Linked DNA regions of Mus musculus: regions 2 and 3 are each linked to region 1. Evidence: chromatin loops called from intact Hi-C (ENCODE). Cell type or tissue: heart. All regions are shown on one strand. Each heading gives the region's core, and the rest is flanking DNA. Links, peaks and the distances in the headings are about the cores only.

What was found. A loop is a pair of places that touch in the nucleus more often than their neighbours do. Peaks named below come from ENCODE experiments on the same cell type or tissue, not always from the same donor. Only the 100,000 strongest peaks of a DNase experiment are listed, where the experiment ranks them.
Region 2: it touches region 1 in a loop (2.4-fold over the local background); 2 of 42 quality-filtered maps call a loop at or near these places.
Region 3: it touches region 1 in a loop (13-fold over the local background); 7 of 42 quality-filtered maps call a loop at or near these places.

What each region holds. Positions count from the first base shown.
Region 1 is chr12:112,538,146-112,546,222 of GRCm38, forward strand. No RefSeq gene overlaps it. Among named protein-coding and RNA genes, the nearest start is that of Gm40584, 6.5 kb to the left of the region's middle. In heart, for the core only: a CTCF peak has its summit at 5,023 (motif pointing left); DNase peaks (open chromatin) are centred at 4,976 and 6,986; H3K27ac peaks cover 2,289 bases; H3K27me3 peaks cover 1,355 bases.
Region 2 is chr12:112,447,499-112,455,575 of GRCm38, forward strand. No RefSeq gene overlaps it. Among named protein-coding and RNA genes, the nearest start is that of B020018J22Rik, 16 kb to the left of the region's middle. In heart, for the core only: a CTCF peak has its summit at 3,610 (motif pointing left); a DNase peak (open chromatin) is centred at 2,433.
Region 3 is chr12:112,407,967-112,416,043 of GRCm38, forward strand. It overlaps A730018C14Rik (RIKEN cDNA A730018C14 gene), which reads right to left. Exons shown (of 4, transcript NR_036459.1): 3 at 5,996-6,111; 4 at 3,057-4,402. Among named protein-coding and RNA genes, the nearest start is that of E330035G20Rik, 6.2 kb to the left of the region's middle. In heart, for the core only: a CTCF peak has its summit at 3,787; no DNase peak of the experiment used is centred there; H3K4me3 peaks cover 557 bases; H3K27ac peaks cover 611 bases.

The DNA.
Region 1 (8,077 bases), core at 2,040-7,039:
ATGGAAGCTTCTAGTGTTAAAATGAGTGGGAGGTCTCTAAATCGACCACGATCAAATGTCCAAAGCAAGCGCCAACTGATGGTGGAACTCGGAGGTTACGGAATACAGAACAGCAGCAGCAACAAGGAAGAGCGCTACCGGTCAGTTCAGCGTGAGAAGACCTGAAGACCTGTCACTCACGCTGTTACTAAGAAGGAAAGAAGTTGGATACAGAGACAAAGGCAGAAGGAACTTTATGTAGCTCTGCAACACACGTTCATTCTTCACGAGCCCTCCAGCCTTCCCATCAGCCACCTCTCCCTGCTGAGAGGACTTCAACAGGTTTCTGTTTCCTGCCAACCATGAGGAAACATCTTTTCACTTCACACCCTCAAACTAAATTCCCCCACAGTGACATGCAGGGCGTGTCACAGCCCCACACCCGCCTCCAGTAAACTTGTAAACTTACCCTGGTGGGAGAAATGCGACATCGTCAGGATCACCCACACCCCTGTAAGAAGCCCCGCTCTACCTTGATAGTGATCCACTGCTACCCACTGTCCCCAGTGCTTGGGGTGTTGCAATGAAACAAGGCACTCTCCGCTCCAGCATCTTCCGAAACCCAACAATTCTGCCCGCTAGTAGAGAGCCGACAAATCTGTACTCCTGCGTGCTCTCTAGATGCCCAGCTAGTCCTCAGCTGCAACCTTGGCCACTTGACAAGGACTCACTAAGGACAGCTCCCTACTCCCAGCAGGCATTGCAGAGGAGAGGAACAAGTTTTGTTTGGTTTGGGTTTTGCCTTCTATAACTTTCGTGGAGTGTAACTCAAGCTTTAAACCATCCTGAGTGTCACAGGCACACACCTGGCCCTCTGTCAGTCTTCTCCCTAGACAGTCTGGCTCTACACAGATCTTGTCACCTTTGCTTAGTAGTGACACAAACAAAATCTTTTCTCCATTTTCCTCTCCTTTCATCTCACCATGGACTTCGGCAATACCGCAAATGCCCCCACACAACTCTTGGGGTCCCTTTTGAACGAATCCTCTTACCTCTTCTGCGAACACAGGCCTATGACCTGGAGAAATGAGTGTTGCACACCACATCTCAAACTGCCTTCCTCTCCCTCCTCATTGTTGATTCTCTCCATGAGTTCTGAGGTTCAAATCCCAGAAGGGGCTCTTCTGCACAGGTCAAATGTATATTCTCTTTCCCTTGCACGTGTCCAGCTTTGAGGAATGTCAAGGTAGCCCCTCCACTTACTTCATCCTTCTTCTCCCCGGCTTTCCCTGCCAAATCAGAAGGTAAAGTGGAAGATCACACCAACATGCCTGTCTCCTGTTGTAATTTCTCCTTTGGACACACACTGCAGCCTCAGTTGCGTGTCTTCACACCCACGGAAGCGGGGCACACAACTTCTACTACAGCCAAAAGGCTTGCCATTCCATAACACATGGGGAAAGATGGTGGTGCTGAGCCTGGCCCCCAAAGGCAGCCCTTCAGACATCCTCGGCTACACAAGCTATTGCTTAAAGAAGAACACGCCCGGCTCCTCCTAGAGTCAACTTTTGTTCTTTCAGATCTCCATCAGAATGACAACTTCTTGCATTACAGCTCCCGGTGACAAAAAAAAAAAAAAAAAAAAAAAAAAAAAGTCTAACCTCACAAAGAGCCTAAAGAAATGTACCCATCCAAATTAGTTCATTTAATTAAAAATTTTTAAAGGAGCAGATCCATCTAAGCTCATCTTGGTGAACCAACAAGTTTATTGGTGTTAATGTACAGGAACCTGGGTAAGGGATTCTTTATGGGAGCATGGATGAACATGGAGGGGCAGCAGCTTCACTGAAAACCCCCGAAGCATGGGTGACAACGCGTGAAACCTGCATCCCTAGCCTCCCACCGTCAGGTAACCTTCCAGCTTTCATACACACACACACACACACACACACACACACACACACACACACACACAACCTGGAAGGAAGGAGGAGGAAGTGGTCTAGCCAATGGCTACTCTCCCCTCTCCTCCTGCCCATGGAGTATTAACATCTCCGTTGCCATTCCACTGATCTCATGAGCCCTGCCTCAGTTTACCCATTTCATTGCCATGACTGTGGGACCAGGTCACCTCAGCCATGTGCTCCATCGCAGTGCATGGTGACATCAGGTCTGGAAGCAATCATGTCCCTACAACTTGCATGCACAGATGGGCCCCCAGCCTGAGGGTTCAGGCAGCAGCCTGTGTGATCGTGCTGCGAGCAGACCCAGCACCTCCAGGGGCCTAAACAGCCAGGGCCTACTGACATGGCACCAAGTGCCATTTGGAGAAAGTGTTTCGCCGGAGTTGTCTATAAGCCTTCTGGAAGATTCCAGTCAGATCAGGAAATTTCAGTGCCTTCAGACTGATGCCAGCAGCTCTGCACGGAGCCTGAGAGACGGGATTCATCTATTTGTGAACGCTGCAATCTGCGTGTTCTCCTGTGGCACTAGGTCTGAGTCTACTGAAAAAGCAAGGGCCCTGGGAGCACCAGTTGGAACCCACTTCCGAGGATCGCGGTTCTGCATGTTCAGACACCGTTGCCCCACTTTAACCTGTTTTTATTTTCCTCTTTATGTATGTGTAGCGTGAGCTATGATAAAAACCTATGATTAAATAAGTCCAAAGCAGTTCTTTGCTGAATATAAAGTGGGGCTTCTGTATGATCAAGAGTCACGTCAGGGTTTTATAGGCGGTGTTTTTTCTTTCTTAGAGGTGCATAAAACAACAGGCCACCTTCCAATCAACAGCATTGAACAAAGTGGCTAAAGAGTAATAGCAATGGGCCCATCAGAGAGGAGTGAGAGATGCCCAGAGCTGGGGGGAGTGGCCACAGAGAGTATCTCAGTGGACACAGTGGACACAGTGGACACAGGAAGGGATCTGTAAACCTCAATGCCTATTCAGAACTTCTCAAACTCCCGGAAGGCTGCTGCAATGAAAGGCTTCTCTTTCCCCTGGTGGGACCCATCTTCCAAACCCTCCGGAAATGTCAGACACGAGAGACCTCCCAGCTCCAATCTCTGCATGACCAGAAGTCACACAAAGGCATCCCTTATCGCCTCACTGCCCGAAAGTCCCGAGCAACACTGCAAGTCACAGAAAAGTAACAAGAGGTTTAAGATCAGGAAAGGAAGAGATAAAGCTGCCAGGACTTGTGGATAACAAGGCACCTGGGTAGGAAATGTAACCGGATCAGCAGACTGCTGGAACGGGCTACAGCTACAAGATAAAGCCACAAAGATCAATAATATTCCTGCACACCGCAGGACCCAGCCAGCAAATAAGGCCTGTTCACGACAACAGCTGAAGCAATTAAGTAGCTGAGAATTAAGCTACCAGAGAATGGCTAGGCCCTGTGAAAGGACTCAGCTGAGCAACTAAAAGGAGAAGGTGCAGTGGTCAGACATGGGGGTGGGGGAGTGGGGGGGGGCTCTGGATAGCACCGCCAACAATTGTCCCCAAATTAGTCTCTCTGTTAATGTCATTCAAATCACAGTTCCTGAAGGCTCTTTTCGGAAACTCGACAACCCTATTCTCAGCCTGCAAGGAAGAATAAAAAGCCCTTGAATGGGGAAGCTGATTGGAAAGAAGGCAGGGGAAGGGCACGCTCTGCCAGGATGGAGACAGGCTGCATAGCCATGGCAACTAAAAATAAAATGACAGAAAGCAGGCAAGGTGCCACCAAGGAGCACACTGACTCTGAACAGGCACATGAGAGCTCATGTAGGTCAGAGGGGACCCTGCACATCAGGGGGGACACAGTCGCCGGGTAAGCAGCTTGTGATGTGGAACAAAATGAAGTTGGATCCCCATGCTATACCATGTTACAAGTTGGCTACGGCTGGATTACAGCTGAGTGAGCTTTAACAAAATGTGAGAGGGCTGGGGTGGGGAACGTGGGGCAGACATGTTCTATTCATGTGATGACAGAGATCGGGGCCTAGCGACCCCCAGTCACCACTCCGCCACAGCAATAGTCAAAGTGAGCAGAACAAAGACACTGCTGGCCCTGGGACTGGGACAGCCAGGAATACAGCCTGAAGATGCTCTGACCCCAGAGACCGGCACCCAGCCTGCTGGAGAACAAGCTGCCAGGAGTCCAGGCATTGGCACCACGTCTGATCCCTTCTCCCAGATTCCCACCATCCCCTGCCAACTAAACCTTGCTACATGTACATGATGGACAGAAGCAGGAGCTAATTGTTAGAAATACTGGTTTTGTAGCCTGAGACGAGGGCCTTCACCAGGAGGTCTTGGCAGGTACCTGAAGGTCAGCTGGAGCCATTAGGGCACTTGGGTGTGGAAAACAGACAGGTTCTGACTAAAGCAGGCGCTGGTTGGGGCCAGAGGCTGCAAAGTCGTGAGAAGGCCAGCAGACTTGTTTTAGCCCAAGCGTTCCCTGGAGACCCCCTCTTCCCCCAAGGCCACCATAACCACCAGCTTCAAACAGGTTCTTTGAGGGGGAGGAGAAGCAATCTCGTTCATATAAATGTTTAACTAGGAATTAATATTTATGAGGCTCTTGAATGACGGGCTGTGGGTTTAATAAATATTAACACAGACTGGGTTTCCCTTCCCTTCCCCCTCACTTAGTGTTGATGCCTCGGTTTGTGTACCATGCATTATTCAGCCGTCCCTGAGATGGGTCCCACTCCTTGCTCCCTGGCTCCTGAGGGGAGGCCTACAGGCTTCGGGGAGAGAAGTCACCAGACTGGGGAAGTCTTCGTGTCGCCCTGTCCCCATTCGGCTCACCCTTGCCCTTTGGCCCTTATTCTAGCATAACACAGCCATTTCCACGACCGGAGGTGTCGCAGGGTCCAGCCAGTCTCAGTCACCCATTCTCCACGCCCTCAGTCCCAGGAAGACTTCCCGGGTCTGCTGGGCCTTCTGGAGCCACAGCCTGGCTTCAGAAACGGAATCCCTGAATCACTGAAAGGGCCGAGCCAGCCATGAGCACTGGTGGAGCTCGAGCGCCCCCTTGTGGCTAGTGTGCTCCCAGGTAGAAAGATGTCGGTTAGGAGACCAGGCCCGGGTTTGCAAATCTCTGCATTAGGTTCACAAATATTCACTACCCTGGCCTGGTTTCCCTCCTGGTCTGGGTTACATGAATTGGTCAGCTGAGTTGGGAACAGAGCCCAACATTCTGCCCTCTGCAGTTCCAGTTATATCTGCCAGTTTAGATGCTGTCACATCAGTGGGGCTGTTCCATTCATGAGATGACATGTGTTGGCCTTGTCTTTCCTGTTCCTTGCGAACCAAAGATGGCCTCAGCCAACCAGATCTGATCTCCCATGAAACCCTTTGAACCACCCTTCAGTAGTGTCATTTCTGAGGTGCCCTCCTCATTCCGGATGACTGTGGTCCACCAGGCCAGGTGGTGCAGCAGGTTCAATGGACTCAGGTTGACCATAGGGACAGGCACCTCCAGCCTTAGTCTCCATGGGCCCCAGGGTCCCTCACCTCATGTAAAGCAACCCACCTCACAGGCTCTTCTGCGTCCCTGTTGGTCTCCAAAAGGGGTCAGGACTAGATCAGCTTCCTACTGAACTAGCTACCACCAGCTAACGTGACCCCTCACCCTACCCCTGTCTGCTTCCAGTGACATTCTTCACAAAAATCCCGCCAGTGGAATTCCAGGCAGTTCAAGCCCCAGGGAGCCCAGTGGAGCCCTGCATTGGCCTAGGCAGTTTCTGGAGAAGTAATAGAGCCGGCAGTGAGACTAGCCACAGAGCTGGTAGTAGTTTCTGGGAAAGAAGGGGACCTAGGCTTCAACTGTCCTGAGAACGGCTTTGTGAACCAGACATCAGATCCAGCGCACTCATTCGTTTAAAATGTCAGCCCTGAGCTGGGCGTAACTATCCCTCCGTGGGTGTGGATGGGGCTACGTGTGGGTGGGGCCAAGGGGTGGGTGGGGGCATGGATGTGGGTGGGACTATGTGGGGGGACCATGTAGTAGGTGGGGTCATGGGTGTGGGTGGGGCCATGGGTGGGTGGGGCCATGAACTTCAGTCCTCAAGGGGACAGAAAGCAACACTAATGGGTAGGGCTTGGTGAACATTCCAGAAAACGACATCCTAATTGGATGATGGCCTGGTGGCAGGTCACCCATACAGAATTCCAATGTCAAAGGCAAAGACCAAAGGATAAGTACTTCGAACTGAGGCCGGAAAGGGCCAGACTAGGATGGCCTTGTGCTCTGGGCTAGACCAGGAAGACCTTGTTCTAGAGGCCTGTGGAGCAAGGAAGAGACCTGATCCCCATAGGAAGGGAGGCTCCGGTACTGATTTCTGACAGTGGCTAGTTTTCCTGTTTAATGGTGTCTTGTTACTTACTAAGCTGAAGACAGTCTCTCACCTTTGTGGGAAATCGACAACAGTTCTGGGTGCAGGAGGCTCGTGCATAGGGGAAGGCCCCTCACTTTATTTATCTGCTCCCAGCCCCTGGGAAGGTTCCAGTCCCCACCCCATGACAGATAGGGTGGAAAGGGTGCAGTGTGGGACCCCTTCACCTTCCCTCCAGTGGCTCTTGATGTCTGTAGGGAAGATTGACCGACAGTGCAGCCAGGGCCCCAGACAAGGTGTTCTGCCAGACGCGAAGGAATATTGCTGTCTACTTAATATGGATATCGAACAAGGTGAGATTTTTGGTTGGGGTAGGGAGGTAGCGATGGAACGTAAAATATCTTCTATTCCTTTAGAAGTGCCCTGTTGTGTGGGCTTCAGATACCTGTGCCCTTCTCATTCAGCAATAAGGCCTCACAGACAGACACACAGACACAGACACAGACATTGTGATGCACACAACCACCTGCCCTGCCCCCACCCCTAGAGAAGGAGGGTGTGCTGAGAGGAAGGCAGCTCAGAGCACAAAATAACCGGAGTCTTTTGCTCTAGAGTATGTAGCAGCCGGGGTCAGAGCAGGGGTCAAGTCGTGTTCTCTGGGGAAACAGAAACAATCAGATCCACAGTGTCTGAGCCGGGAGAGCCAACACTGTTGGCCCAAGCTGAAGACAGGGAGAACAAAGTCCCAGCTCCAACAGGCAAGTGGGTGGCTGTCCCTCCTCTGAGCCTTTGTAGCTCAGTCTGGCTTTCAGATGACTCGGTGCAGCCCCCGTGGAGAGGAACATGGTTTGCTCTGCTCTCTTTAAATAGCAAGTAGCACCTGATCTGTGGGACGCCTCAAGGCCAGCCCAAAGCAGGCGACTCCCAGGGTGCCCATGACCACCCAGCATTGGCTCGTGGGAGCAGCAGCCAACTATGGAGTCGCATCAAAAGCCTCAGGCCTCCTAGGATTGGGGGTGGAGCCCAGGAAGTTCTGATGAGTACTGAGGAGGCCTGAGCCTCTGGGGGGTTCAGGGGACAGCTGGCCTTGGAGCAGAAGAGTGGTGCGGGCCCCAGGGTGACCTCATGTGGATGTTGCTGGCCTTGTTGCTTTCTGTTTTTCAAATTTCGTTTCACTGGCTTAAGAAGCCAGGCAGTTGCTTTTGCTGTCCAAAATCCTTAAGGAGCAAAACTCCACACAATCTTGGAGGAAATTGAATTCAGAAATTAGATGCAAGGCTTAGCAGAGACCTCGGCCGAGCCCCCGACAGGGTGAGACAGACACATCCACTGAGACCACATCACAGTTATTAACCTTTTGCTCCAGAGCATATGGAGAAAAGCTGCTAGACACACGGGGAGAAATTCTCTAAACCACAGTCACAGTGGGAGACTTCAACATACCTCATCAGTAATTGCCAGATCAAAACCATGAGTAAAGGAAAGGGGAATTAATAGAACAATTAGCCACATAAATTAACAGATATGCAGGCCTTGAAGAAAGCAGCGTCCCTTTCAAAGACTAAACAAACACACAAAAGAGCATCACCGGAACCTTGAGTAAATCTGAGCAGATTCTTAGAAGGGGAGGTGGCCCATGCTACAATGGTACTCTGAGCATGGTACAATAAATCCGGGAATACCCACAGACGTGTGTGTGTGCATGTATGTGCAAGTGTGTGAATGCACGTGTGTGAGTGCATGTGCGTGTGAGTACATGAGCGTGAATATATGT
Region 2 (8,077 bases), core at 1,331-6,330, 91 kb before region 1:
CCAGACATCCTCCAGACCTTCACCATGACACTGGAACTGCCGAGGCATCCAGACTTGTGAACTGAGGAGCCACCAGGCCCTTGGCCTCTGCAGCATGCAAATGGCCATTCTAGGACTACTCAGCTCATACCATGTAAGGCAATGTAATAAATTCCCTTTTGTAAGATGCAGATATCAGATCTGTTCTTCTGAACTTCCCTACATTGCAGTAACACGAGTTCATATTGATGTTCCAGCCAGTTCCCTGCCTCATGGATCACTCTGTCTCCTTTCTTTGTCTGCTGCATCAGGAGAAAGAAGCCTGACTCAACCTGTACCGTCCATTCAGTCTTTCAACTTGTGTGTGTGTTGGGGGGGGGGTGGACTGGTGTCCCTGGAATCTCCACTCCTGTGGAAGCACATTGCCAAATGATCTGCGGGGGGTGTGGTGCCCTCTTGCCTTTAGTTTTACAGATTCTATTTACTTCCCAAGTGGCCTTGGCAGTCCCTGCTCTGCTCCTGCAGTGAACCCGATCTACACACACATGAGCAATGTCACTAGGTGCAGCGCTAGGCCCATCCTAAGATTCCTTATATCCTAAGTAATGGGATCCCTCTCCCTCTCCCTCTCCCTCTCCCTCTCCCTCTCCCTCTTCCTTCCTCTCCCCCATCTCTCACTTCCTTCTCCCTCTCCCTCTCCCTCTCCCTCTCCCTCTCCCTCTCCCTCTCCCTCTCCCTCTCCCTCTCCCCCCTCCCTCTCGGTTATTTTCATGTGTATTAGCGTTTTGTCTGCAGGTTTGTCTGTGCATGTCTGGCGCTTGCTAGAAGATGATACTGGATGCGCTGAAACTGGACTTACAGACAGTTGTGCACTGCCATGTGGATGCTGAGAATCGAACCTGGGTCCTCTGGAAGAGCAGCCAGGGCTCCTAACCACTGAGAACTATTCTCAGTCCCCTATGTAACATTTTAACACGCACATTGAATAGTTGCCCTTGGCTACAGAGTCAGTCCTGTGCATTTTGAAAAATGTAGCAGACCATGCTTCCCTGGGCACAGAACGTCTTCATGGCTGGCTTCCATCTTGATCCCTCTCTTCTCCTTTGTACAGTTTGAATCTGAAATCCCCACAATCTTGTGTTTTTTAACATCTGCTACCCAGTTGGTAGAACGTTTTTGAGAGACTGGAACATTTAGGAGGTGGGGCCTGACTGGCAGAAGTAGTTAACTGGGGTGTGCACCTTTGAAGGTGGCCCCCACTTGTGCTGAGTTCTCTGCTTTCTGATCCACTGTGAAGCAAGAGGCGTCTGCAGCACACAGAACCAAGAGCTCCACCATACCTTCCTGCTGTAATAGACCCCAACCTAGAATACAAGCTTCGTCTTTTAACTGTGTTGTCGCAGTGATAAGAAAGCTAACACACTCCTCAGTTCTCGGAAGCCTCGGGTCTCTTCTGAGCATGATTTCACCTTTTGCAAAGTGACAAAGTTGGAGTCTTTAAAGAGTTGGGGTTTTTTGATTAGTGTGTGTGTGCCTGATGTGTGTGCATGTGCACACATGCCACAGTGTGCATGAAGAGGTCAAAGGGCAGCCTAGCTCCCTCCCTCCACCTTTAGCTGAGTCCTGGGACTTGAACTCAAGTCTCCAGTCTTCCACCTCAAAAGCGGAGAAGACACACTCAGAACGATCTCGCACGCAGCCTCTTCAGACTGGCTTCTGTGCCCGGCTGTGTGTTTCTGTGCCCTGGGGACTAGTGTTGGCTCTTTCCTGGGTGCTCCCTCTATAGATGCGGGGGTGTTTACCTCTGCACCTGCTGGCGGCCTGAGGCTGCTTCCTGTTGGAGCGCTTGTGAAGAAAGCTGGTGTAAACATTCATGTGGAGCCCTTTGTGTTGACGTAAGTTTTCAAATCAGTCAGATGAACACAGAGAGCAGTTGCTGGGTCTTCTGGCAGGAGAGTGTGTACTTTGTAAGAAAATGCCAAACTAGTTTCCACAGTGGCTGTACCACGCTGCACCTCACCAGCCGTGCCCAGTCATTCCTGTCGCTTGACATGCTCAGTCAGGGCTGGCAGTTTTGTTAAGTTTTTGTTTTGTTTTGGGTTTGGGTTTTTTTTTTCCCTTTTAATCTGTGTGTGGTGGCATCTCTGTGTTTGAATTTGCAATTCCATCGTAACAAACGGCTGTGAACGCCTTCTCACGTGCTCACTCGCCATCTGTCTGTCCTCTGTGGTGAGCTGTCTCTCCAGATCTCTCCCCATTGTTAATCAGGCTGTTTGTTTTCTGATTGCTTCGTGCCGAGGTTTCTTTGTAGAATTTCTAAGTGCAACATGAGAGGTTGAATATACAAAATGGACAGGACGTGTATATAAACACTTTAACCCACAGCCCGAGGCCAGCAGCCTGGAAAACAGATCTCTTTCCACTCCAACCAGCCAGGAAGCCTCCTGCTGTATGCTGGGCTTTCAGAAAATTAGGTCAGCAGCAACAGGAAGCCACACAATAGACTCTGTAACTATCGGTACAGACAGCCGGACTCGATTACATGGAAGCTTCCATGATCTTGTTCCCCACTTTCCGCCCAGAACCCAGGACCAGCCTTCCCACAGAGGGCCCATCCCAGAGGCTGGCTGCATGCATCCCAGGCCGGCAGCCCCCACGGGACATCTCCAGTCATGTTATTACCTGCCCTCACTTTTCAACAGTGCCTTCCAGAGGTGACCTGCCCACAGAGCGGGCAGCCCAAGCAGGACACCCTTCCATGCCCTCTTCTCGTTTTCCAAGAGCACATTTACATTATTCAAAGCCCATTTTCCTTCGAGGGTCAAGCTTTGGGGGAAGTGTCGGGATGGTAACTGCATAGTATTCTGTATCCACCTTGTTGCTGGCTCAGTGGCCTCCCTGTCCTGCATCTTGCATTAGCGTATGGGCTGAGTTTGGGCTGAGATGTTTCCCTTTTGGTCAAATCTGGATCAGGTTGCTCTGTTGGGGTTAGGGTCACAGCAGTTCCATTTACACAGAATGGAGCCATCCCCAGGAACATAGAGACCTGGGGATCCTTGCGCAGAAGCAAGGAGCTTTCCTGAAAGCCACGGATTTGGGGCAGGGCAGCTGTCCTTCCTTGAGCTCACTGCACACAGAACAGCCAGAGTCGGGGTACCACGGTGGACAGGAGCATCAAAACCATTCTCCTGTCCCCAAATCAGACAGAGCCAGGGACTACGGACAGCACACTCATGGGTCACTGAACACCAGCTTGTCCTGGCATCTTCAAGACTGTTCTCATCTGAGAGTGACTGCTCTGAGGACAGGCAGTAGTGCCTGCAGACACTCTTAGTTGTCACACGGAAGGAGTGCTGCGTGGAGCCGCACAGAAAATAAACACGCATGCGCGCATGCGCAAGAGAAACTTCATAGTTCACCCCAATTTTTTAAAGCTTATTTTATGTGTATGGATGTCTTGCTTGCATGTATGTGTCCACTGTATGTGTGTGCAAGCACACTGCTTGTGTGTTGAGTGCCAGAAGGGGCCAGAAGGTGGTGCTGGATCCCTGGGACTGAAGTTACACGTGGTGGGCTGCCACGTGGGCTCTTGGAACTGAACAGGGTCCTCAGCAAGAGCAGCCAGTGTTCTGAACGCTGCGCCACCTTGTGGTGGTTTGAATATGAATGCCCCTCGTAGGCTCATCGATTCAAATGCTTGGTCACTAGGGAATGGCACTATTTGAAGGGATTAGAAGGTGTGGCCTTATTGGGGCAGGTGTGACCTTGTGGGAGGAAGAGTGTCCCTGAGGATGGGCTGAGGGTTTCAGAAGCCCAAGCCAGGCCCAGTGGCTCTCTCCCCCTGCCTGCTACCTGAGGATCCAGATGTAAAACTCTCAGCTACGTCTCCAGCTCTGTGAGCACACTGCTTGGTACAGTGTATCAAGGTTGTCCTTGAGTTTCTCAAATGACGATTTCTCTGTCCCCATATATTGTCTCTTGCTGAACACAGCCTTGTAATGCTTATACCAAGAATCCCCTGTCTCCACTTTGTGAAACAATTCTTACCATTTGCTCTCTGACCTGTCAATAACTGTTGATGACCCAATGGCTGGGCAGAAGACAGAAAAGGGTAGCTATCTGCCAGCCAGGGGGAGGAGGGAGAGAGAGTGAGGAAGGGGAGGGAGATTCAGATCAGCCCTGAGGAGGAGAGGGTCTGAAAAGACACCATGAGAAAAAACATCTGAAGCCCAAAGATCCAGATCAATAATAATATGCAAGTATCCTGGGATGGGGCTGGGAGGGAGCCAGATTAGCTTAAGGGTTATTATAAATCTTTTATCTGCCCAGTATTGAGGTGTAGATTGAAACAAATCTTGATTTCTCTGTGTGGTTATTGGGGTAAGAAACCCAGTCGCCAGGTTAATTCATTACTCACACTATATTACAAATAATTCATTTTATACAGCTCCACGTCTGTCTGGGCGCTGCTATGCTCCTTACCATGAGGATAATGGACAAAGCCTCTGAAAGCGCAAGCAGGGCCCAGTTACATGCGCTCGCTCCTTCATAAGCGTTGCCGTGGTCATGGTGTGTCTTCAGGCAATAGAACTCTGTTAGGACACATCTCCCCTGCCCCCTGCTGTTGCTGACTCCGTTCTGGCAGTCTGTACCTTCAAGGAATATGCTCATTTCATAAAAGTTACCAAACACAATGGCATAAAATTCTCAACAGTCTTCATTATCCTTTTAATATTTGTAAAAACCCTGCAGTGAGCTCACCTTCCTTATTCCTAAGCTGAACAATTCTCCCTCTCGCTCCTTGCTGACGGATGTGACCTAAGTGCCGCTATGCTCCCCACCATGGGGTTATGCAGCCATATCAGGGGTCCTGCCTGCCTTCCTGTTTTCTCCGTTGCTTTCTACTCTGTGGGTCTCTGACCTTTGCTGTCTCTGTCTGCTGCTAGCCCTGAGTTCGGGCTCTTGTTTGTCTGGTTCGGTTTGGTTTTGGAAGGCAGGCTGGGGCGCTTGGGTTCACACATTCTTTCTTTTTACAGAGTCGTGAGATCCCAGTTTCTCTCACGGGCAACTTGAGCACCAAGTTGCAGTCTGACCTGCTAGGTTTTAAAATACTTAATAAAACAGACCCTTGGTTAGTGTAAGTATGCTATCCACTTAAGTGGTTCTGCACTCTATAGATTTCCTTTTATTGTTAGGTTCCTGCTTAAACCTATGGTGTCAGAGAAAACTGTATAATTTGAATATTTTTTTCAATGAATGGGGATTTGACCTGCCAGTCATGACACAGTATGTCCTGACAAATGTCCTCGTTTGCTTGAGAAGAGCATGCGCTTTGCTCTGTGCACTGTGTCCTGGAAATGGTGACATAGTGTCACAGGACTTCTGTCTCCTATTGGTCCTGTCAGCTGATGAGAGATGATTTCAGCTGTGGTGTTATTTCCCCCATGGTTTTGTTTTGTGCATTTCAGATCTCGGCTACTGGGTTCCTAAGCATGCACCATTTTGATGTCTTCAGAAGTGATACTCTGTCTTGGAATGACCTGCGTCTCAACATTCGCTGCTGAGAACCTACCTTCACAATGAAACCAGTTTTGCTTTTAACATTCGCATTAAACTTATGTCTTCACCGGCCCCGCGTATGCCCTTGGGACAGAGTCATACTGTAGACCAGGTTGGCCTTGAACTCAGAAATCGGCTTGCTTCTACCTCCCAAATGCTAGAACTGAAGATGTAAGCCACTATACCCAGCCTGCTTCCTTCTGTCTTTAAACTACAGGTTGTGTCTTGTAACAATCCTTGCACTTGCTTCTTTATCCAATCTGAGAATGTTGTCTCCTAATGTGGATAATAGCCATCCTAATGTGGATGTGTGAGCCATTTTTATGTACTTTGAATGCTGGAAGGGCCTGCATATTTGCTTCTATTCATCCAAATCCAACTGAAAGAGATGGGACAGGGGGTGGATAACCACTCCGTTCAAGACGATACTCAGGTTGCAGATAAACACATGAAAATATTTTCTACTTTGTTTTACTATTACAAACATGCAAATGAGTACCGCTACAGTAGATACCACCCCCTCCCCAAGCGTTCGCTAGAATGGCTGATGTGCCACCTTATTGGGCTGGTGCAGATGGGATGGCCCAGAGCTGTCTACCACTACTGAGAACACAGGGCACGAACCCTGTAGGAACAGCCTGGCAGGTTTTGTTTTAGAAAGTTAAACACACACCCCAGTGTGGCCTAGCCATTCTACTGCTAACATCTACCCAAGAGAAACAAGGCTGTATGAACACACAGATGTTCATATCAGTCTTTCGATGACTAGCCCAGAAACAACAGGTTTGCCCACTGACAGGAGAATGGCTTGCCCCTTCATCCTGCAGTGGGACCCTGCTTGCCAGGAAGAGCAGGTTGAGTCTGTATGAGGACACATCTCTCAGAGTTAAGGACCCTCAGTGAAAGCAGTCTGGTTTGGAAAGGAGAACCTGATTTGTAATTGTATTTCGCTCAAATTCCAGAAGACACAAAGTAACCTATGTTGACAGATGCAGTGAGCCCTGGGAGGAGTGAGGGGAGAAAGGCAGGACAGAGGGAGGTTATGCAAGGCTTGACGGCACCTGGGGACTGGCGAGCTAGCTGGCTAGCTCATCCTGATTGTGGCATGGTTTCACAGGCTTTTACATACATCAAAATGCATCAAATTACCCATTTTAAATATGTGTAGTTAATTGCATGTCAATTATACCTCAACAAAGCTGTTTAAAATACATTTTAAACTTATGATTTACCACCAAGGGAATACAAATGAGAACCAGGCCTTCCAACTCAGTAAAGAAAAATAAAATAAAATAAAATAATAAGGAAAACAGCTCATGAGCCACAGACAGAGAGGAAAACAAAGCACAAATAACAGATGTGCCAACAAACATGGCCGTTCTGACACAATCACTTTGTTTAAAATAAAATAGCTGGATGTCCAGAAGGAAAGAAAATGAGGATGTGTTAGGTGTGTGAGCTGCTTTTCCTCAGCACCGGCTAAGAAAGTTAAGGGAAGAAAGGAATGTTTTCGACTCGGGGTTTGAGTTGATTCCGTGCGTCATGGAGAGGATGCACAGTGGTTGGAGCACCCTGCGGCTGTGCTTGGGGAGCGAGTCACAGTATCTTGCTCACATCTGAGCAGAGTGAGAAGCAGAAGAAGGGAGCCCTGGTGCTGGCACCCTTCTCTCCTTTTCTTCCTTTGATTCATCCTGGGTTCCCACCCCCTTGGGTGACCGCATCCACATTCAGGATGGGCATATTTGTGACATTGCTGTCACTGTGATAGCACACCAGGACCAACGCAATTTACAGAAGGAAGAGTTTACTTGGGCTCAGAGTTCCAGGGGGTAAGAGAGCCCAACGGCAGAAAAGGCTCTGCAGCAGGAACAGAAGCCAAGCACTCAAACACCAAACCAAGCATGGAGCAGAGGGAGCAGGCTGGGAGGAGCTGTTCAAGTCTTTAAGCTCTCAATGTCCATCCCAGTGACACACTTCCAGCAAGGCCATGTGTGCCTCCAAACAGTGCCACCTCCTAGGGACCAATTGTTCAAACTCGTAAGACTACAGTGACACTTCATTCAAACCACCACGAGGGGTCGTTCCTCCTCAGTTAACCTTTGGAAACGCTTTCACAGACCCTCCCAAAGGGTGTGTGTGTGTGTGTGTGTGTGTGTGTGTGTGTGTGTGTGTGTGTGTTGTGTGTGTGTGTTGCTTACAGAGGCCAGAAGACGACATCGGTCCCCTAGAGGTGACCAACATGAAGGACAGGAACCAGACTCAGGCCCTCCTAACCACTGTGCCATCTCTCCACCCCCTCAGAAGTATTTTAGTCCAGTCACTGATAATCAAAAGGAATCATCACATTAGACAAATTGAAACAGTAGAAAAAGAGTTGATAACTCTGTTCTAATTAATATCAGATAAAATTTTAAAAGTCCTTAATGGAACAAAAAAGCTTGACAATGAGAAATTACGCAAGATCCAATAACTTACAGACACACACACATGCACACACACACACACATACATACATACACAGAGAGAGAGCAAGAGCAAA
Region 3 (8,077 bases), core at 1,331-6,330, 130 kb before region 1:
GTGTGCTGTCCTGAGAGTTCTCCCAGCCTGCACTGCCCCTGTGTGCTGTTTGTCCCAAGAGTCATCCACATGACACAATGGCAGCCACTAGAGCTGAGGTCACTCAGGCCTTGCCCAGCAGAGAGCCCAGGAGAACTAGATGAAGGAACATAAGGGACTCCAGGACAGCCGGGGAGACCCACATCAGGCTGACACAAATGATGAACGCCCATTGGGACCTGGGTCAACAGCTGTGTGGCACAGGTCGGTATAAACAAGATGTCATGGTTTGAATATGCTTGGCCCAGGGAGTAGCACTATTAGGAGGTATGGCCTTGTTGGAGTAGGTGTGTCACTAGGCATGGGCTTAAGACCCTCACCCTAGCTACTTCAAAGTGAGTCTTCCACTAGCCGTCTTCAGATGAAGATGTAGAACTCTCAGCTCCTCCGGAACCATGCCTGCCTGGATGCCGCCATGCTCCCACCTTGATGATAATGGACTGAATTTCTGAACCTGTAAGCCAGCCCCAATTAAATGTTGTTCTTATAAGAGTTGCCTTGGTCATGGCATCTGTTCACAGCAGTAAAGCCCTAACTAAGACACAAGTCCTCGTGAACTTGAGACCCAGTCAACTGGAACTGTACAGTGAGACGTCATCTGAAAACATCAGAGTAAAGAAACAAGATGGTGAAGGTGGCTGAATACACAGGAGCTGGGGGAGAGGAAGACATGCTTGTGGGGGTTGGGGGCCTGTGCTGAGGGAGGTCACAGATCAAAAGAGCAGTTGGGGGTCTGGAGCAATGGCTCAAGGGTTAAGAGCACTTGTTGCTCTTGAAAAGAGTTCAATTCCCCGGCACCCACCTAGCAGGTATCTCATAACCATTGGTCACTCCCGTTCCAGGTGATCTGACCCCATCTTCAGGCCTCTGTGGGCACCAGGTACACGGACGGTACAATAGGTACATTCAGGCAAGACATGCACTTACATAAAATTAAAACAAAGACCTCAGAGCAGTTGGTGTCCAGAGTGTGGCAGGGACTCAGCCCGTTCCTGCTGGCTGAAAACTCTGAGCACGCTCCCCGCCCTTCCCCCTCGGAGTGAGGCCTTTAAAACTGGGAAGAGCAATGAATGAGCCACACAGGGACCCAGGGCCTCGGTCCTTTGATCTCAAGCAATTGAGTTCTGCTCTTGGCACTTTCAGCCAATGGGACTGAATTTTTTTTTTTTACAAGAAATGAGTTCTAGGCAGGACTGTACCAGTTCTGCATCCTTTCATCTCTGAGCTCAGCCTGGGAGCGAGTCTACCATCTCGCCTGGGTCCCATCAAGGATCAAACTCGAGCATCAGGCGTAGTGGTGCACATCTGTAATCTTAGCACTCGAGAGGCTTTGGGGGGAGATTGTACGTTTGCGAGGAGCCTAGGCTACGTTGTGAGATCTTGTTCCGAAAACAAGACACAAGCCCTCAGACTCAGTGTGTGAGAGTTGGGCATTCCTCCTACCCCATGCCAGGCCCTGACCCTGGCAGCAGCTTGGTGAGTGTACCTTAGTGAGGGCCTCTCGCTGACCACGGGCGGGGCTTCCTTTGCTGAGGACCCCTATATCTCGCATCCTTGGACCACTGACCATCACTCAGGGCTCCTCACCTCTGGTTCTTCTGTGAGTTTAGTGGAGAGAGGGCAGCAGGAGTGTCCGAGGCTCCATGCTCCATCCCAGGAGGGGCCAAGTGAATTTGGCACATGGGAGACCGACCCTTATGGAGCCGACCCAACCTGGGGTAGCTTCTCTGTTTCTCCACCCCTCACCTGGCTGCTGAAGAGGTGGTGCTGTGCTGTGCTGTGCTGTGCTGTGCTGTGCTGTGCTGTGCTGTGCTGTGCTGTGCTGTGCTGTGCTGTGCTGAAATTATGGGCTCATAGTAGTCACACGGACACTGGAGCAACCCAGGCTCAGTCCCCAGGACCTTCTGACATCTCTTCCAGTCTTGACCTGCTGGTGGGGTAAAAGTTGGTCCCTGAATCAGGTCCCTGAGAGACTTGCCACTCTGAACCTACCTGGACCCACCATAGATCCGGCTTTCCATGTGTCTCATTGTTCTTCCCTTCTCATTTTGTTCTGAAGGAGGACGCAGAATGCTCAGCCTGTCTCTACATGATTTAAGCTTGGGGCTGGAGAGAGGGTTCAGCAGTTAAGAGTACTTGTTGCTCTTACAGAGGACACAGGTTCGGTTCCCAGAACTCATGCGGCAGCTCACAACTACCTGTAACTCCATTTTCAGGGAATCCAACACCTTCTCAGGCCACTACACACACACACAGTGTGCACACATACACACACACATAGTACACACATGGTGCACATACACACATCCATGTACATACACACACACATACACAATGCACATACATACAGTCAGAACACTTATACACATCAAATAAAATAAATAAATGTAACTACCTTATGCTGTTTCAGCCTGTCTGGGCTTCAGCTTCCCTAAACCTTGGTGTCTCCCTGGGCTCCACCATAAATCCAGGGCTGGCCCTTAGTCTCCACTCCAAGATAGACAGACGTGGTCTGTCCTATCTCTAATGGGACTTTATGAACCATGTCCTACCTGGAGGGGTTCAGGAGCCTCCTCCCTCACCTGGGCTCTCCTTCCTCTCTCCATGTCCCACCCCCATGCACACTGTCTTGAGTTCAGGGCTTCCTGATCTAGCACGGAGCTTCCTCCAGCTCTTGAATACAGCTCTGCTGCCCCTGCTGCCTGGCCAGGCGCTCTCATCCTCGGCCCACAGTCACCTCTTCCTGATGATGCCCCATGCTTCTTGCTGACAGTCTGTCCCCCTCCCTAATCACACTCAGCTCCGGAAAGGAAGGGACCTCTTAAGTCCCCAGGGCTGGACTCTCAGCAGGTGTTCAATTATTATTTGTTGAATGAATGAACGTCCTTGATGTTGTGTTCCCAGTGTCCTTTGCTTCCGTTCATTCCTGAAATGGCTTATTTTTCTCTTCCCAGCTCTGCAGGCTCATTTCTCATCCATTCTGCTATCTGAACATCTTTTGTTTTCTTATATTTCTTCTGTGTATTTTTCTTTATTTCAGAATCTATGTCCTTTGTCCCGGCATTTCATTATGGGACAGCGCAAACATTTGGAACCCTTTGTATAGGATCACGTGTAATTTACCCCAGACTTAAGGCATGCTAGCATGTCACCCGATAATTGTTTTAAGGAGTGAGACATTAGAAATAAAATGAGCCGTGTTTCTCTCTCTCTCTCTCTCTCTCTCCCACATTCTCTTCTGAGACCTCTGCTGTGATGTGCCACGTGGCTGTAGCAAAGACTAGCACAGATGACATCACTCTGTGCATATATATATATATATATATATATGTTGTTGTTGTTGTTTCATAGTCAGCATTACATTTTATGTGATCTGAGTGTGCAGGGCCAGGTGCTGGCACCTTTGCCACCATCATTTGCTCGAGTGAGATATGCCATGGCCAACTGCTCATTCCACGCAGGGCTGAGAGGCAGCTTCGGACGACACCTTTGTGCCTGACGGTCTCCGTGGTCCCATGCTCCTCTGGGCACATTCCTGGATGTCACTTTGTAGAATGTCTGGAAGGGAGAGGGGCAAGCCCAGCTCCAGCTTTGTTAGGAAACACCACATTGCTTTTTCTCAAGGTTGGAAAGCAAACATTCCTTGCAATGTGGCCGGGAACTAACCTACCCATTATCAGCAAGGTCTCCCTGAGCCTGACAATTGTAAAAGTTGTATTAACTGCACTTCTCTGGTTGGTAGAGAGAGGGCGCTCTTCCCGTTACCTGGCCATTGGGTTTCATCATCTATCAACCGCAGGATCCTATCATGTGTCTACTTTTCCATTGTTCTGTTATTTGTGTTATCTGCTTGTGTGTGCTCTCTATGTGCTCCATCTACTGCGTGGCTGGTGGTTTAAATTTTAACTGTCTGTTGCCTTGAGTGAGGAGAGTATTAGCTATAACACAGTAGTCACCTTTATCAAACTGGTTGTATCTTGCTGTTCTGTATCTTGACATAATTCCCATTTCGCCAGAGTGCCATCTAAATGCTTTGCGTCTCAAAGGTGGAACTTTGACCCATCTGGACGTACTTCTCTGACGGTTCCAATAACGGTGTGAATCATTTTACCATGCGGCCGGAGCAGAGAGCAGCTATTTCACAGAATCCTGCCTGTGGGGAGGAGCCCCTTGCACACTGAGCTCTCAGCATGCAGCTGAGCCTCTGCAACGTGCTGTCAGCCTTTGATCTCCTGGGTCTCCTCAGGGAGGCCTGGCCAGGGGGTGGAGCACAGCCCTCTCTCTCAGCTTCTCTCCAAGCTTTTCTTGGTCCCTTGAGAGTCCAGGTAAAGTCACCAGCCTCCTGAGAAGGTTCCACGGGAAACTGCTAGGATTTAAAGTGACATTATTATATTTAAATTATGTATCAGTGTACTCATAAAATTGGACTTTACTATCCATGGTGTAACTGTCCAGCTGGTGAGACCTCCTCAACAGGCTGACAGAAAAGTTTACTTCCTCATTGAGATGTCCCACCCTTCTGTGCTCTTTGCTCCTAAATACCCAGAGGTTTCTTCCTAGAGGGAAGTCTTTGTCTTTTATGTTCCCTAATTAGTGTTGACTGGAGAATATTAATGTGATGGTTAACACCTCCCTAAACCAAAACCTAGCCATTCCAATTGTAAAGTTTCTTAGGATTGTTTTACACGAAAATCGCCCAACCCCCAAATAACAAACTGCACCTCTTCTTTTCTGATCTTTTCTCCTCTCTCCTTGTCTGGTGACCTTGACTGGACACTCAGACTGTAGTGAGAACTGGCCACTAGAGCTGTCAACTCTGCCTGCGATGGTCTTGCACCTCAGCCCGGGGCTGGATACAAGTGCTACACTGTCCTGTGCCAGGCCGAGCAGCTCTGTGTCTGAGTAGAGAAGGATGTTCCTCTCAGCATCTGGGCTGCAGCAGGAGGCCAATTCCACCTGCAGCCTCCTGAGCAGCCCTTGGTTTTTGCCTGGGATCCGTTGATGGATTTACAGTGAGAGCATGGTCCTCGCCCCACCTCAGGTCTAGACCTTCCTAGAAGACTGATTCTAGAACATTTCCCACACCTCGCTCGAAATGACCAGCCAGGCTGACTGGGTTCCTCTGTCTGCTGCCTGCTGGTTTTGGATGTGATCTACACACAGTTTAGTGGACAAACTGACTTGGGTAAGAATAGAGCCACCACCAGGTATGCATTGCAAGAGACGCTCTCACACCAGAAATTTCCATCAAAAATAGCCACCAGGGTCAGCAAGATGGCTCAGGCAGTGTGGGTTCTTGCTTCCAAGTCTGACAGTTTGCATTTGATCCCCAGCACCCATGTGGCAGAAGAAAAGAAGTGATTCCTGCAAATTATCTTCTGACTTCCATGTACTGGCCGGTTTTGTGTGTCAGCTTGACACAGGCTGGAGTTATCACAGAGAAAGGAGCCTCCCTTGAGGAAATGCCTCCATGAGATCCAGCTGTAAGGCATTTTCTCAATTAGTGATCAAGGGTGGGAGGGCCCCTTGTGGGTGGTGCCATCCCTGGGTTGGTAGTCTTGGGTTCTATAAGAGAGCAAGCTGAGCAAGCCAGGGAAAGCAAGCCAGTAAGGAACACCCCTCCATGGCCCCTGCATCAGCTCCCGCCTCCAAGTTCCTACCCTGTGTGAATTCCTGTCCTGACTTCCTTTGGTGATGAACAGCAATGTGGAAGTGTAAGCTGAATAAACTCTTTCCTCCCCAACTTACTTCTTGGTCATGATGTTTTGTGCAGGAATAGAAACCCTGACTAAGACACTCCATATACACATCATGGTACACACACACACACACACACACAAACACTTACAAACATACATGTACACACACACACACAGCTACAAGCATACAGAATGAATGAATGGATAAATAAATAAATGTGACTTTTAAAAGTTTAAAAATGACAACCACCATTTACCCAGGAATCAGGGAACTGACTCAGGACAACGTTTGATGCTTGTGCCTGCTGGGCTCAGAGTTAAATGGGAACATGGCTGAAGGAGGCCCTGCTGCATGGGCAGGTTGAAGGGCCAGCTGGAAGAGAAGAAAGGTTCACGGAGTTAGGCTCAAGGCTACACACAGTGTTATGACAGTTGCTCTTCTCTGGGCATCTCTGGCTTCTCCTTGACACCAGGAGTCAGTGATGAGGTGGGGAGCACTGAATGAGTCCCCAGTCTCTCTCTCAGCTGTTTGGAGGCCTTGGTGGTTCCTGACAGTTTCCTGCTATAAGAGAGAAAGTTGTTGGTTTCTGTCACCTTGAAAAGGATTTGTGGCTTGTGGAACAGAACTGGCTAGCGTGTGAAGCAAGTAAGACACATCTGCTTCCAGAGAATGTGAGAGACTGATAGCATGGGCCTTCACATGCACGAGCCTTCTGGCCTCCTGTGTGACATGCACGTGCCTTCTGGCCTCCTGTGTGACATGCACGTGCCTTCTGGCCTCCTGTGTGACATGCACGCGCCTTCTGGCCTCCTGTGTGACATGCACGTGCCTTCTGGCCTCCTGTGTGACATGCACGTGCCTTCTGGCCTCCTGTGTGACATGCACGCGCCTTCCGGCCTCCTGTGTGACATGCACGTGCCTTCCGGCCTCCTGTGTGACATGCACGTGCCTTCTGGCCTCCTGTGTGACATGCACGTGCCTTCTGGCCTCCTGTGTGACATGCACGTGCCTTCTGGCCTCCTGTGTGACATGCACGTGCCTTCTGGCCTCCTGTGTGACATGCACGTGCCTTCTGGCCTCCTGTGTGACATGTACGTGCCTGTATGGAGTATGGCCATGGGAGGTCTGCTGTGGCCTCAGGTCACTCACTCTTTTGCTTGCTTCATGATGGCCAAGTCCTTCCTGCCTGGATCTTGGGGCAACAGTAAAAAAGCTAGACAATACAGCAACCTAGGGAACCCAAGACTGTACCATGCCTGCTCTGTACCAGTCATGGTTGAGAAGGGCTAGCTACCACCTGGCCTTTGCCACCTACACAGCAGCTGTTGGCAGTCGGTGTGATAAACAATTCTGGATCACAGTCACCCAAGGAAAGACAGTGGCATGGACCAGGGGCGAAATGAAAAGAAAACAGTAACAACCAGAGGTGCTCGGAGCTTGTGGAGGACCCAGAGGAGAAGCTGGACCAAAGGGGTGACTGCGATAAGTATCTGAGGAGAGTCACATGTGTTTCAGACTTCGTTCCTGAAGATAGAAAGAATAGGAGCAGAAGATGATGCTCAAGTTGGTGGACTGGGCTGCAGAAATACAAACCAAGAGAAGCATAGGGAGATGGAAACCATAGGAGACAGGTGAGGAGCCTGGAAAATAAGCCCAGGTTCTCAAAGACAAGAAAGTAGGGGATTGTGGGAGAGCCACTAATGAGCCGTGGCTCGGAGAGGGAAAGACAGAGGTAAGTGCCCCCTCCCACCTCGCGGCAACACCACCTGTCCAAGGGCATTCCTATTACCGAATGAAACCAGCTTGTCGGATTTCTGTCTGCAGTGAATGAGTCTCCTCTCCCACTTGCCTTCTGCTGCCTTTGGAAGGAGTGTCTGATGACCAGGGAGAGCACCGTGCTTACACAAGTCACTTGAACTTCTGCACGGGACACTTGTCCTTCCTCTGCAAGGGACACTTGTTCTTCCTCTGCAAATGTGTGTATTTCAGTCATCTGTACCCACACGACTCACAGACACTTCCTTTCAGGGACTGCATTAGATCCGTGGGCCAGCTTGCTGCTGTTGTCTTACTAGTCCAGCTTGCTACTGGGGGCACTTTTGGTGGCCAGCAAATCCCACCCTTAGCACCTAGCACACAGGAGCTGAGATGGCAGGAGCTGAGAGAGAGAGAGAAAGAGAGAGAGAGGAAGGGGGCACTTGAATAAACAATGACCGAAAACACCTCAACTTGAATGGAAAGCATAAGCCCGCTGTCCAAGGGGCTCCGAATCCAGGCAGAATAGAGAGAAACGCGGCCAGACACACTGTGCGCTAAACACCAAAGACAGAGCCCAACA